Regions from separate parts of the Homo sapiens genome. Here region 1 is linked to region 2. The links are chromatin contacts, found by Hi-C or POLR2A ChIA-PET in ENCODE. All regions are on one chromosome and are shown on one strand. The core of a region is the stretch at or near the end of the contact, and the rest is flanking DNA. Distances in the headings are between cores, read along the strand shown.

Region 1 (7,557 bases), core at 1,497-3,996, 320 kb after region 2:
GGCCTGCGATCCGGCGCTTCCAACAAGCTCCTGGGTGATGCCCTTGTGGATGCTTTGTGGACAGCAGCCTGACACTCATGGCTTCCTAGGGCCATATGCTTCAGTCAGAGATGGGCAAACTGAGGCCCAGAGGGGCAGGGAGTTACCTGAGGTTACATTACGAGAGGGAAGGGAGAAGGGGACTCCCACCCCTGCCCTGCCCTCTCTCCCAGGATTCCAAACTCATACGCTCTAGGGATTGAAAAGCAGAAATGCAAGGATACGGTCAGGCAGCTCCTACTCAGCTCCTGCCACTGTCCCCAGGACCATGCAGGCCTAGTGACAGCAGTGCACCTGATTCTCAAGAGAAGTTGGAAATGCAGAATGTCACATACCTCCCAGTTTTAGATCTTTTCTGGTCAAACCAAACCTATTGGCAAGTCAAGTGGCTCTGGAGTGCCCATCTGAACGCTGCTGTTTTCCATCCCAGGAGTGCCAGCAAGGACACCTCCCTCTCCCTCAGCCTCTCGCCCATGCCCTCCCTGAATGGCCTCACTCGCTGCATGTGGCAGGTATCTGGCCTTCCTGCACCTGAATGCTGGGGCTGGACCAGGTCACCCCAGCCCTGTTCAGGAGAGAGGCCCGAGGCCCGAGAGGCAGAATGGAGGAGGCAGGTTTAAGGGTCTGGCAAACGTGGCTGCCAGCGCTAGCTCTGCATGCTCTTAACTGTGACCTTCCTCAGCCTCAGCTCCCTTACATGAGAAGTGACGATGGTCATGACAGACCCCGCAGAACCTTTGTGCACGTGATCCAAGATCAGAGGCAAGTCCCTGATGCAAGGCAGTAGCTCTGCCAACTGGGGCTCCTCTCTGGGTCCCTGCTCTTTCTGATCAATTATCGGCACACCCTGCCCACTGCCAGGGGCTTTTAGGTGCTGTAGACACTGCCCATGGTCCACTTCGTACTAAAATCCCTTTACCCTGCCTGGGTCTCCTCCCTCACTCTCCTCCTGATTTCCCGTTCCATTTTCACCCAAGCTCCAGCTCTTCCTGGAGATGCCTCCCTCCAGAGCAACAGCTTCTCAACAGGCAATGTAGGGATGGAAGAGTCTTCATCTTAAACACAAGCTCTGCTGGCCAGGTGCGGTGGCTCATGCCTATAATCCCAGCACCTTGGGAGGCCGAAGCGGGTGGATCACCTGAGGTCAGGAGTTTGATACCAGCCTGGCCAACATGGTGAAACCCCATCTCTACTAGAAATACAAAACAATTAGCTGGGTGTGGTGGCACACACCTGTAATCCCAGCTACTCTGGAGGCTGGGGCAGGAGAATTGCTTGAACCCAGGAGGCGGAGGTTGCAGTGAGCCGAGATCATGCCATTGCACTCCAGCCTAGGCAACAAGAGCTAGACTCTGTCTCAAAAAAACACACACACACACACACACACACACACACAAGCACTGCTATACTGGACGTGGCTGCCTGGGGCAGTGTGGAATGAGATGGTCTGACGTCCTCACTCAGTAAGAGGAACGGCTGGGATCAGTTAGTGATGTCTGCTGTGGGTGCGGTGGTGAGGAGTGGCAATGGCGCATGTGCAGTGTGCAGGCTACTCACCATCCCTTGCAGGGAGCACCTGTCATCCAGGCAGCTCTTCCCAATCTGCCTTCTTATTCACACTCCTCGAAGCCCCACCGTGAGCTTGGAGGCAGTGCACCACATAAAACATAAGAACATCGGGCCGGGCTCGGTGACTCACGTCTGTAATCCCAGCACTTTGGGAGGCTGAGGCGGGTGGATCACAAGGTCAGGAGATCGAAACCATCCTGGCTAACACGGTGAAACCTGTCTCTACTAAAAATACCAAAAAAACAAATTAGCCAGGTGTGGTGGCGGGCGCCTGTAGTCCCAGCTACTCGGGAGGCTGAGGCAGGAGAATGGTGTGAACCCGGGCGGTGGAGCTTGCAGTGAGCCGAGATCGTGTCACTGCACTCCAGCCTGGGCGACAGAGTGAGACTCCATCTAAAAAAAAAAAAAAAAGAAAGAAAAAAAGAAAAAAGAAAGAAAATCGGAGACATTGGGAGGTAAAGTGACTTGCCCAAAGTCCCAAGTCCCAGAAAGCCCAAAGGTTGGACCAGAGCCTAGTATTGCCTAAGTCCCCTCCCCTTTCTTTGCCTGCTGGCTCCATTTCGCCACATCCTGAGAGTAGCCAACGTGTGGGGACAAGGATATCACTCGGCATGCATGGACCTTTCCCAGGCAGTGTTTGGGCCCTGACTCTCATATCTTAGAGAAAACTCAGGCCTTGGTATCTCTAGAGCAGCCTGTGTGACCCTGGTAAGCCCCTCCTAATTTGCAGACCTCATTCTCCCAGTTTTCAAAGGATAGGGAGTGGTGCCTCCCACCGAACGAATGGCTGAATGGAGAATCTGCCTGAAGTGCTTGCTACTCAGGAGACCTGACCCCTGCTGGTTCTCATAGCAGGACCTCTGACTCCTCTCCAGCTTCCCCGTGGGCTGTGGCTCATTTACAGTCCTGTAAACAGCCCCATGGAGAGCATCCTGACAATCGGTAGAAGGGGAGGAGAGTGGAGACTTCACACGGGCCCACCCCCACCACCATGGGATTCTGCCAATCCCACCACCAGCATGAAAACATTCCTGTCCCTGAGGCCACAGAGTGTGGTCAGGCCAGGCCCAGGCTGTTCTGTCCCAAGGTCCAAGGTCAGAGCCCTCTCCTGCCTGCCTGGCGACTCAAACCATAGCCTCTGCCCCTTAAGCCTCAGCTGGTGGCACCTGCCCCATGCCGCGTCACCTGGCGGGAGAAAGCTGGATGAGATAACGTCTGGCCTGGGATCCGGCTGTAGTGAAAGAAAAGCTCTTTGCACACACGGCTGAGCCTTCACTTATTTATTTATTTTTGTTTGCAGCTCTCAGCCCGACTCGGCAAACCAGGTCATGAAGGGGAGAAGCTCATGTCTGTCTTGCAGCCTGATTTCCCACGGAAAGGCCCCATGTTTACAGTTCTGGGGTTTCCCAGCAAAGAGTAACACTCCAGTTGGAAGCTCATGTGGCCAAAGAATGTCTCCGGATCAGAGAAAGGCAACACACCACCCAAGAACACAGCTCTGTGGGGGGTCCCAGGAACAGGGTTGAAAAAGCAAAGGGAAAAAATATATAGCATTAATTTAGCATCTACTGTGTGCTAGGTAGTATGCTAGAGATTTCATCTCAGCTCATTTATCCTTAAAACAATCATACTGGGTGGGCAATTCTCAATCCTATCTGTACAGAAAATTTGTAAACATCATCAGTGGTTCTGGCTTCATTTTTCTGGGTGGGCCCTGGGCATAGTATTTTTAAAAGCATCCCAGGAGATTCTAATGGGCAGCCAGGGGTGAGAAATGTGGCCTTAAGCAGTGTTTCTCAAACTTCTGTGTGCATAGCAACAAATCTCTTGGATCTTATTAAAATACAGATTCCAATTCAACAGGCTGGGCCAAGGCTGTATTTCTGCATGTCTAGCTAGCTCCCAGGGGATGCCCAAACTGCTGGTCCCTGGACCACACTTTGAGGAGCAAAGGTGTAGCCTATAAACTCCAAGGCAGTAAGACTTATTGCTGCATCCCAAGTACCTCCAACAACGCTAGGGCTGAGTAGCTGCAGAATAAATATTTGTCAAAGGCATAAAGAAATGAACAAGGCTCAGAGGCAGGTATTGTGTGGCTGTCATGTGAGCTGGGGGACTGTGCACAAGTTACTTAAATATCTCATTCACTCCAATTTTCATTTGAAAGATGGGAGCAGTCATATTTTGAATTCCAGTGGGTTATTTGAAGGATTAAATGAGATGATGTGCAGACTGGTTATTAGATGATGTTAAAAATTATTGCTTACTTTTTAAGGTATGATAATAGATGTGTGGTTTCAGTTTAAAAATATTTTAACTAGTAGCAACACATACTGACGTATTTACAGGTGAAGTGATACAATGTTGGGTGTTTGCTTTAGATATTCCAGCAGAGAATGATGAAGTGAAGAAGAAAAGGAGGAAAAAAGAGGGGGAAGGAAGAGAAAAAGAAGAAAAGCAGGAGGAATTGATTTAAAAACAACAACAACAAAAAATGCCAATTGTTATTGAAGCTGGGTAGTGAGTATAAGGGAGGCCCTCGCTATTCCATTTTTGCATACATTTTCCATGATAAAAAGTTAACAATAAATTAAAAATGTGATAAAGCAGATAACATGCTTAACTTGGCTCCTGATTTATAGCAAGTGCTCAATACACAGTAGGTCCTGTTTCTTTGACTTGGCTGTGATCACGAGGCACCCACCAGTGCACCCTCCAACCCTGAGTGATGTGTGCTGCGTCCCAGCATCAGAAAGAGGAAGGATGAGATTTGAAACGAGGTCTTCACAGTGCTCCGCCCACAGCACCCCATGGCTAAGAAGCAGTGTTAGTTTACCTTCCCTAACAATTAGCAGCCATGGCTATGGTAAAAATAAGAACCATTATGGAATACTACGTCAGGCCTTTTGCATGCATTATTTAATTACACGATTTATTTACATTATTTAATTACATTAATTAATTACATTGTTTCAGCCCTGCAAAACCCTATGAGGTAGATGCCATTCCTACCACTCCCCAGGTAAGCAGAAGACTCAGAGCTGAGGTGCCCTGGCCAAGGGGACCCTGTCCGCCCTGGACATCCCAGTATGCACGGGTGGCCTCTGCATTATTTAATCTGTGACCTGCTTTGGCATCTCACTCCTGGTCTCAGCTCCTGAGGCACATCCTGCCTGCCCTCCTCACTGCTGCGTCTCTAGTGCCTGCATCCACAAGGTAGACCCTCAGGCAACAGCTCTTGCCTGCCCCCCAGCTGGACCCTGGCATGGGTGCCCAGGCACATGGAGGGGACAAGTGGCCCCTCCCTTCCCCTCCCTGTCTGAACCCGGAGGGTGGGATTTCCGTCCTAGGACTGAGCTATTATAAGTACAAGGCCGCCTGCTCCCCTGGGCTGCACACCAAGTTCTGCTGCAAACTCCAGCATGAATGGCAGCCATTCTCTGCCCAAACTCCAGCTCACTTCAGCTGTGTAGTCTGGGAAGGAAGACCTCAGCCTTCCCCAGGCCTGTAAATACCAAAGCCACACACGCAGCAGGACTGCAGCAGCCAATAAATCTTGGCCCCAGGGTTCTCTTAAAGAGGCAGAGCTTGGGACCAACACCAGGCCAGGCCCTGCCTGGTGACAGCCAGCACTCCATCCACCTCCCCTCGTCCCAGCCCCAGGATGAGGACAGAGAAGGCAAACATGCAGCAGGCACTCTCCCCATAAGCTTGCTTCTCTTGCTTTATAAAATCTAACTTTTTCCCCCTCTGCTGCTCACCCTAGGGTTAGGCTAACAAGGAGTCCAGTGGGAATGAGCATGATACATTTTCTGGACGTCAGAGCCACTGGACTGGTGCAAGAGGCTGTGTGGGAAAGCAGCGATCCCTTGGGCTGTCCACAAGGCAAGCTAGGGGATGCCAAGGTGGACAGGCAGAGTCAGGCAAGAGAATAAGCCCAGCACGTTCCACCCCTAGCAGGCATCGTGGCCACTGGTGAGGACACTGAGACCTGCAGTGCTGAAGATGAGAGGTGGACATGGCTGACCTCCTTTCATGCCACACCAGAGAAAAATGAGGCATGCGAAGTCCAAACGGGCAGGCAGCTCACCCAGGGGGCCCAGGGCAGTGCCAGGGCTAGACCCTTGCTCTCCATAAGAGGTGTCTTTGATTGTTCTTTGGATAGGATGTGTCTTTTTATGAGGAGAAGTCTGGTATTTAATTGCATCCTCCTAGAAATGAGATGTTCCGTTTCTCCTGGAGTCCATTTCCCATGCGCTAACAAACCCCCCGGATTTGTAAGATATCCAAGCCTTTTGTCTTGGATATCTTGCCTGGACACCTCGTTCTGCATGGCGCCCCTGCAGCATGCATCCTGTGCTCCTGCTTTGGCCACAGCTGGCCCTGTGGAAGGATTGATGCTGGGGAGACATGGCTCCTGCCCTAAGGAAGTGCACAGTTTGGGTGGAAGTTGAGAACCCCTGTCCTGTCCGGCTCTGCACCCTCTGGCTACCTGAGTGGGGTGCTGGGTAGACCTTCGCTGTTACCCGGGATCAGAGGACAGAGGGACCTGATGAGCCCAAGAGAGCATGGCAGGCTTCTCTCACCAGGAGGACAGATGGGAGCTGGGTGAGAGGATGGGGTCAATCAGATTTCCAGGGTCAGAGCTGGAGGGCAGGATACTCTGGGCAGAGCAAACCCCTCATGCCAAAGCACACTGGTTAAAAGATTATGCCAGGAGAGGAAGGAGTCGGGTGCAAGGCAGCCCCATCCCTGACCACATTTCCCACCCGCAAATCCATCCAGGAATGGTGCCCCCTGTAGCGGCTCCCTTGCACTTTCCCCATTGAGTCACCGACTCTGATTTTACAGATGAACAAGCTGGGGCCACGGTGAGAAGGAAAGTACCCAAGGTTGTCTGGCTAACTGGGGTCAAACCAGTTCCAAAAAATTGCCCCCTGGGTCTTGCCTTGGTTGTGTGATTTTATTGTCCCTGTGAAGGCAACTGGTGACTGTGCGAGTAGGGATGCATTTGCCAGTGTTCAGAGGAAATGATTAACTTCTGACCTGCTGACCTTGGCTACCTGATTGCCAGAGTGTTAGGCAGCTGCTTGTCACCTGGACCAGGGAGGGCTTGAGAAAGGGTCAGAGACTTCCACCCCTGCCCAAGCAAGCTGCTTTCACCCTGCACCTGGGACCATGGACTGTCTAAACTGGGAAGCCTAATAGAGCACCTATCCCTTGCTCAAAAAGGACACCGAGTCCCAGAGAGGGACAGCAACCAGCCTGAGGTCACCCAGCTACAGGGACACATGCACAGATGCCCCCAGACAACTGGGCATACCACAAGTTCTTGAGGACAGAAGAGATGACTCATGCGCCAAGCAGCCCTGGCTGGGAGCAGGCTCTGCCCAGCCTGCACCCTGCCTGGCATGGCGAGGAGGGGCTGCAGGGCATGGGATGCTGTGATGCACTGAGCACTAACCACTCCAGATTATTAGGCTGGATTTTCATACCTGACCCTCTTCATTCCTCAACTATAGCCCTGAGAGGCAGGCATTGTCATGCCCATTTTACAGACGACAAAACTGAGGCTCAAAATTATACAGAAAGTTTATGGGTTTTAAAAATGATACAGCCAGGATTCCAGTGAGGTCCATCTGACTGAAGTTTGTATTTCCTCTCCTTCTCCCTCCCCAGGTAGTCCCTGCCCTGTCAGCTAATGTTTTAGCAAGGGTGACCCACACTCTAAGGACAGTGTGGAGCCTTCATCTGTGTCCCAAGCTGGGCCCAATGAGAGATGAGGGTGTCAGGGTCAGGAAGCCCAGTACTTGGGCAGCCAGGTGGGCTCAGAGAGGAGGGAACTCTATTTAGGTCCCAAGGATGAGTAGGATTTGGCAAGGCCCCTTGAGGACAGCACACGGGAACATATTTCCAAAAATTATCCACGCTGTGTGCTCAGAGGCTCAA
Region 2 (7,366 bases), core at 2,107-4,606:
GTGTGAACAGCACATGGTGTGCAATTTGGCTGTGTACTTAAGAGGGAGAACAGGTGCATCAGGTTGGAAAACGAGGCTAGATTTGTTCTTATAGGTTAGGGTGTTATCACAGCAGAATGCATGGTCTCTGCAAAGGGTCCCCTATTTACAGACACCTCATCACTGACTTCCCGTGGCCCACTGACTTCAGAAATGAGGATGGAAGCCTGGCAGAGAAAGAACCTCTTTGCAAAACATCAGGCTCTGGGCCTCTTCTTTGTAGTGGGCAGTTTCCTTCTGACCTCTCCTTTCTGACAGGAGAGTGGCACCTTTCTATTCTCTTCACCATCGTAAGAGCCCAGAGAGCCTCTGCTTTGTTCAAAAGCCAGAAGAGAAGAAAAGGAATGGTATATCTTCCAGATCCTGGAAAACCTAGATGCGTGTAGCCAGGAAAGCAAAACTGTTCATTAAAACCAACCTGGGATCTTGCCAAGTGGGAGAAAGAGACTTGGGGCCAGGAGCCTCGGCAATGGGAAGGAGCGGAGTGGTAGTGGGTTATTTATACTCCACTTCTGGCACTGTCTGCCTGTGTTCTTTCAGCTAGAGGAAATGCTCCCATCCCTCAGACAGACATCTGATCATTATAATTTCGTGTTTGAAGACAGTTTTAGCCTCCTGCAGACACACATAAAATCTGCATCCGCCGCCCAGGATGGGGGACATAAAAGTTCTTTAAGAGGGTGGTAGACCTTCGCGGGATAGAATCCAGGCTGTCTCCAGCTGGGCACTGGGGCAGGCTTCTGCAGCTCTGCTCACACACCACCTGTCCACTCTCACCTTCTCCCTCTGCCCACTCGGCAGAATCTACCCATCCTTGGAGGCCCACCCAGACGCCTCTCTTGCAGGGGCCCTCGCTGAGTCTTCTCTCCCTGACTGTCTTGGTACTTTCTCTCCCCCCAGAGTTGATTTAGTTCACTTGATGTTATGCTACGCTGCCTCAGTCCCTAGCTGCCTCTTGTATACATAACCATATATTGAATGGGCTGAACTCGACGGGGCACGAACAGGAAATGGCTTTATTTCTCTCCCTTGGATGCTTTCAAACATGCCTGGCTAGATCTTCCCCACCCTCCTGATGGCATTGCAGGCATGTACCAGAGCCTCCCTGTCACATGCAGGGATAGAAAGTATTTTCCTCTCAGATATTAAACAGGTCCTATCCGGCCCACGCACAGCCTCCACGGACATCCAGTTCAAAGTTTCTCTCTCCCGGCAGCTTGGTGGGCAGAGGCCTGCGGTGGCCCAGGGATGGGTTGTGGTCAGTTCTTTCTTACTCTTCCTTTATGTCCTCCCCAAAAACAGATGCTAAAGTCCTAACCCCCAGGGACTCAGAGTATGACCTTATTTGGAAATAGTCTTTACAGAAGTGATCCAATTAAAATGAGGCTCTAATCCAATATGATGTTTCCTTATAAAAAGGGAAAATTTGGGCAGGGCGAGGTGGCTCACACCTATAATCCCAGCACTTTGGGAGGCTGAGACAGGTGGATCACGAGGTCAGGAGTTCAAGACCAGCCTGGCCAACATGGTGAAACCCCATCTCTACTAACAGTACAAAAATTAGCCAGGTGTGGTGGAACGTGCCTATAACCCCAGCTACTCAGGAGGCTGAGGCAGGAGAATCGCTTGAACCTGGGAGGAGCAGGTTGCAGTGAGTGAAGATCATGCCACTGCACTCCAGCCTGGGCTACAGAGTGAGACTTCATCTCAAAAACAAAAAACAAAAAAACAACAAAAAAATGGGGGGGTGGATGGTGGGGAATTTGGACAGGGAGACCGACAAGCAGAGAGGGAGACAACTTGGAGATGAGTGGGGAGCAGCCAGCTGTGGGACTGGAGCACGCATCTCTGAGCCGGGAGATTGAATGGGCCAGAAAGATCATCCCCTGGGCCCGTTAGGGGAAGCGCGGCCCTGCCCACACCCTGACTTAGGACTTCTGGTCTCTAGAACTGTGAGCCAACAAATTCAATTGTCTTAAGCCTCTGAGTCTGTAGGGTTTGTTCGGCAGCTCTAGGAAATGAATGCATCCACCTTCGTCCTGCTTTCCCCGGGGCCAGGCAAAGTGAGGAGCTGGAGAAAAGCAGACCCTCTCTTTTTGGATGGCCACTGCTGCCACCTCAGTTCAAGGAGAGGCTTTCAAAGTCTCTGTCAAGGCAGGTACCCCAGTGCTGGGTGTTCTGTGGACCCTCCTCTGTGACCCCCGGGGTGGGTCCCCATCACAGTGCCAGAAACTGCTCGCCTTCTATGGCCTCTTTTCAGCCCTGGAGAAGCTCACATTCTCTTTCCAGGGCAAAGGCGGGCCTGCAGGCTGCTGCAGCTGCCCTTGGCCTCACCCCACTCCGGCCAGCCTCCTGTCCTGAGTTCTAAGGTGGGACAGGTTCAGTTCCTACTCTAAGTCCCCACCCCCTTCCCCCACAACCCAGGGGACATGTGATAAACTCTTCTGGAAATTTCTGTGCCTCATGGTGGGCTTGGAGTTTCTGCAGTGCAATGGGCCTCCAACTGGGGAAGGAAGCATGAGTCTTCTCTCTGTACAGGCACCCCAATCTCTGCAAGAGGTTCTCTGGAGCCCCTGCTAGTAGCTTACAGGAGTGCACGGAGCAGCCGAGTCACAGTATTTTACGTAAAGTTTCCTCCACATTCACATCAATTCTCTTTCTTCTGCTTAAGCAGGGTGGATGTGGACTGAGGAGGTGAGGAGCAGGCAGTGTAGAAGCCTCTTAACAAATCCAGGAGGAAGGAACCTGGTAGCTATACCCCTTGGATGGTAGGGGCATTTGACACCCATTGTCCTGGGCTTTGGGGTTTCAGTGGAAGGAGTCCCACTCCTATCCAGTCCCTTAGGAGAACAAGTCCTAGATGTAAGAGATTGGAAACTCCCTGAGCACAAGGGGCATGGGCTCTGTTTTCCTCTCCCTTCACGTACAGCTACTAGGCCAGAGAGAGCCCAGGCTCTGGAGTCCTGTGGACCCAAGTTCAAGTTCCTGCTCAGTTACTTACCCAGCTGTGCATCTCAGGGAAGTGACCCAGCCTTTTCCAGTCTCTTTCCTCTGCCGGCTTTTACGTGGGAGTGGAAGGCAAGGAAAAAAGTGCCTGCTGCAGAGTCAGGTCCAGGGACACACCAGCCCTTGCCCCCACAGCATTTTGGGGCTGGCCCCATCCTCTGAGGATGCTGGAAGCATGCGGGTGACACTCTGGTGAAGGCTGTGGGTTTCTCCTCCAGCGAAGTTTGTTATAGGATTCAGGTTAAGAATCTCTGTCTGAACTCTCAGTGGCTTATCACCGAATTACACGAAATTGTTTGGTAAAGGAACAGCAGAAAGAGAGCCAAAAGATATTGGTAGCTGATTGGGGTCCCTGAGTCATCTGAGATGGTGACTAAGTAACCCAGCACTTTGAAAAGCCTGGACCTAAATTCCCAGGGGAATTTTTTCCCCACATGCCCTTCCCACAACATACTGGGCTGGATCCAATCCCACCTAGTACTGTTCAAATGCAATCCCTCTTGTGCATTGAGCAGTGTGCTGTGGCGCAGTCTCAGTGATTCCTAAAGTTGACTAAAACATGCCTTCTAAAGGGAAAGCTATCATTGCAGACCCCCAGTGTTGATAAGAATTATTTTGATCATATTGTTACTTAAATATATACAAACATAAAAGTAAGTATAAATCTCTTATGCTTTTAGCTCTTACACAGCTGTAAAACCAAAACACAATTACAAATTAAATGCAAATAAAGCTACAAAACCATTAAAATTCAAATTAATGGCATTAATTTAATGTGACAGATGATGTTTTGCTGAAAGTAAAACAACCAACGTTGGGTTTAATAATAGAAGGATACATTCCCATTTAAGTTCCGCTTGTTATCAACTAGATCATTTTGATGTTTGGACATGCTAGACCATCATTAGAGTTATTATCAATATTATTATATTTTTCATGTATTACAATGAACACACTTCTAAACACAGACCTAGAATTTTGATGAAGCGATCAACTTAATAGAGCACTTCAAAATATAATAATTTAAAATATATAGAAATATGTACCATTTAGTAAGACTATATACCATTTACCATTTCCAGCTGCTAGTGTTGTCTTGCAAGTTGTTGCAAACCAAGGTGGCATTCACTCAGGCACCTGCTTGCAAAACAGTGACTACAATTCTACCAGCTTCAATGCAGAGCAGCTTATTTGTGGCATGTCTGTGTCCCCTGTTCTGTTTGATGACTCAATCCTCCCTCCACTTATCTCTGTTTGAACAATTGCTAAACCTTTGTTTGTACAGCAGTCCATGAAGTCATTTGGCCTTCATTTTGCAAAAACATGATAGTAAACCCAAATGCAAATGTGAACTCTGCATTCCTGAAGCATTAGTTGGTGATAATATGATCATCCACACACAACCCCAATAGGGTCTCACTGATATTTTTCAATTTTTAAAATGAAAATATCAGAATAAAAAAAGACTCTCATATCACTCAAGGGCCCCTGACAGTACATCTGTGGATCCCACTTTGAAATCCCTGGTGCAGTGAAAGGAGGTCTGGCCTGGGAACCCAAGACTCGAGTTTTCGTTCTAAGTCCCTCATTGACCCACTGTGTTCTGTGGACCAATTTCCCCCTTTCTAGACTTCATCTGCTCATGATCAGTAATTGTCTTGCATTTTGGTCATCATCACATTTATCTCACCTGATCCCTCCCTGAGGTCGGTATGACTGTCCTCAATGACAGATGGGGGAAATTGAGACCCAGGTACACATCTGGTGAGTGAGGGGATGGGGTTAGGAGGCAGAGCTGGCTGACTCCAAAGGCACCACATGGCGGTGATTCACAAAACTGAGGCGCCCCCAGAGCCCTGCCAGATCTCTCAGGCTGCCCTGGAGAGCTTCAGTCTCTGATGACCCATGTCTTGGGACCCATGCCTCCTCTCAGCCACACATACACATATGGTCCCAGGCACAGCCCTGGAGAAAGTGGGAGAACAGCCTTGATTCATCCTCATCATCCTCCGATGACCCCACCAGCCCAGTGTTCAGCTCTGAGACAACATCCACCACCCCAGTGACAGGGGAAATTTCCCCAGCTAAATATCAGACACAGGTCCTGACAACTGAAGTTTTCTGATGGGTAAATTCATGTTTGTTTATTTATTTTGATGAAAAGACAGGTCTAAGTCTATAATTCAAATCCCATTTTATACACATGCATATGTATGTATGTATGCATGCACACATATATAAACATATATACATACATGTGTGTATATACATGTGTATGTGTATAGACTTTCCTTGGTGAAAGAGAATGAAATTTGCTTGAATTGGAGCTGTGCTGGACACAAGATTTGTGGTTGCCTTTTTGAGCTGAGGTATAGCTCCACTAGGGAAGAGTCTTCAGAGAGCAGCTGCCTCCCTGGGTCCTCAATCACTAACCTCTCTAATCTTTGGTGCCAGTGAGACTGTAGCTTGGGTTCCTCCCCTTGGAAACCAGAAAGACTCCTCATCTTATCTCAGAAGGCCCTGCAGGCACCATCACTCTTGGAATCCTCCCTCTTTCAGAATTGATGTGTGTGTGTCTGCAGCCTTGACATGTAGAGTGATGTCCAGGGCTTTCTGGAATTCTGGTTCCAGTGGGAAATTCAACTTGGTTCTAGGAAATGATGCCATTGGATTCATTCTATTCACAGGCAAGGAAGCAATCTTTAGGGAGGACCTGCTTTAACAACCCATCTTTCCTCCTTATGGATCTTAAGTTTTTAAAAGATTATTTCTTCTAGAGGGAGTTAAGTGATAATGAACTCATTCTTTCATTTTTATGAAACAAAGACATTTATACTTGACCATCAGAGATTCTAATTGGCATGTGGCTCATGCTTATGAGACCTGCAGAGTTGATAGAATCGCAGCTAAAACAAAGACATTTGACATTTTAGTTATTCATGCAGCCTTGCTCAGGGCACATGTACAATGATCATTAAGCTGTTTGAAATAGTGATATTCCAGCACTTGTGAAAAGAATATACTAGTGCCCACCAATCCAACATTGTGTCCCAGGAGAACTCAGGAACAGGTGGGTGAATGCAATTCCAGCTACACTTGTTCGACTGCAGGAAAACCCTACAGGTTGCTGGGCTGCAGTGGGGGAGGTAGGTCTTTGCTCTTGAGGGGTTCCTGATCTGTGAGCCAAGCCATTTTTTAAACTGACTGCTCTTTGTAGCGGGTGGATAAGAGGCAAGGACTAAACAGGGCTACCTTAAGATAACACTCTAAGGATGTCATCATGATTCTTAGGGACTGTGCATCGCACCTTATTCAGTACTCAAAGCCCAGGTATTTGCCCTGCCCAGGACTGCTCATGGATCATACCAGTTGTTCCTGGGGCAGAGTGATGAGGATCTTATATCACTGGGCATAGGGTCTTCTGGGCTGGGCCTTGAAGGACAGAAGCCTGCTTTACTCTCCGCTTTTTGACCTAGCCTCCACTTCCTCACTCTTTGTCTGTTCTGCAAGTTTGTACTCACTTCTCATCTGGAGCTTGCCATGGCTCCTGGGATCCCAGCTTCCTGCTCTGCTGAGGACCATGGTCGGTGTTCCCCCAGCAGCTTCCTTTTAAGCAGTCCCTGGCCCAAGCTACATGCTCAGTGAATATCCCTGCATTGACTCACTGAGGCCACTCCGGCCCAGCTGCCTATTGCTCCTACGCTATGGCCCTTTAGTCTCAATGGAAATTGAAATCTGGAGTGTTGGGCTGGCCAGTTATCCTCTGTCCAGTGAGGGCCCTGTCTAACTTTCTTGTCTTTATTTCTTTTCTCAGCACAGGTTTGGGCTATCACCTGAGAACATTCAGGAGACAGTACAGGTTCCCAGATGCAACGACTCACTCAGATTTGTCTTAACAGACCCTTCTACTGGCAATCTCAGGTGGAGCAAAAAGGAGCGATCATTAGAAACAAATTCATTGTGGTCTCTTGATTCTGGCCAGCTACTCTGCAAAGTCTGGCCTCCTGCACCTCTTGGGATGAGGTGGGGCCTCTTGTCAAGACAAAAGGGAGCAAGGGCCCCTGTAGGGGGAAGAAGGGCTGCCCAGGCCTGGTGTCAGTTGTTCCTGGGGCAGAGTGACAGGGACCTCTTATCACTGGCCACCCAGTGTCTATGGACCTTGGATACCATGGCCCCCAAGGTTTAAAAAATAATGGAAAAAGCCAAGATGGCAGGATTTAAGCATCTCAACATGGTCATTGCCACTGGAGCCTCTGGGCTGCATGGGCCTCTGGCAGGAGGAGGGGGTCAGGGCCAGGAATCAATTATAGGCAAAGGCTGG

The links. A loop is a pair of places that touch in the nucleus more often than their neighbours do. ChIA-PET counts read pairs that join two places held with the same protein, here RNA polymerase II (POLR2A).
Region 1: a map of Caco-2 shows a loop between it and region 2 (17-fold over the local background). The contact joins two enhancer-like sites. A Hi-C loop is called at or near these places in 1 of 168 maps with a recorded cell type or tissue (Caco-2). POLR2A ChIA-PET finds 5 or more read pairs at or near these places in 1 of 52 experiments (AG04449).

Annotation. Positions count from the first base shown.
Region 1 is chr10:78,772,590-78,780,146 of GRCh38, forward strand. No RefSeq gene overlaps it. Among named protein-coding and RNA genes, the nearest start is that of ZMIZ1-AS1, 290 kb to the right of the region's middle. RefSeq lists an enhancer at 4,391-5,278. Within about 2 kb of position 2,747, at least 15 of the 41 ENCODE cell types and tissues checked have a DNase peak (open chromatin) inside an H3K27ac peak, as active enhancers do.
Region 2 is chr10:78,454,880-78,462,245 of GRCh38, forward strand. It overlaps LOC107984245 (a long non-coding RNA gene), which reads right to left and starts at 6,898. Exons shown (of 3, transcript XR_001747513.2): 1 at 3,041-6,898. Within about 2 kb of position 3,357, at least 2 of the 41 ENCODE cell types and tissues checked have a DNase peak (open chromatin) inside an H3K27ac peak, as active enhancers do.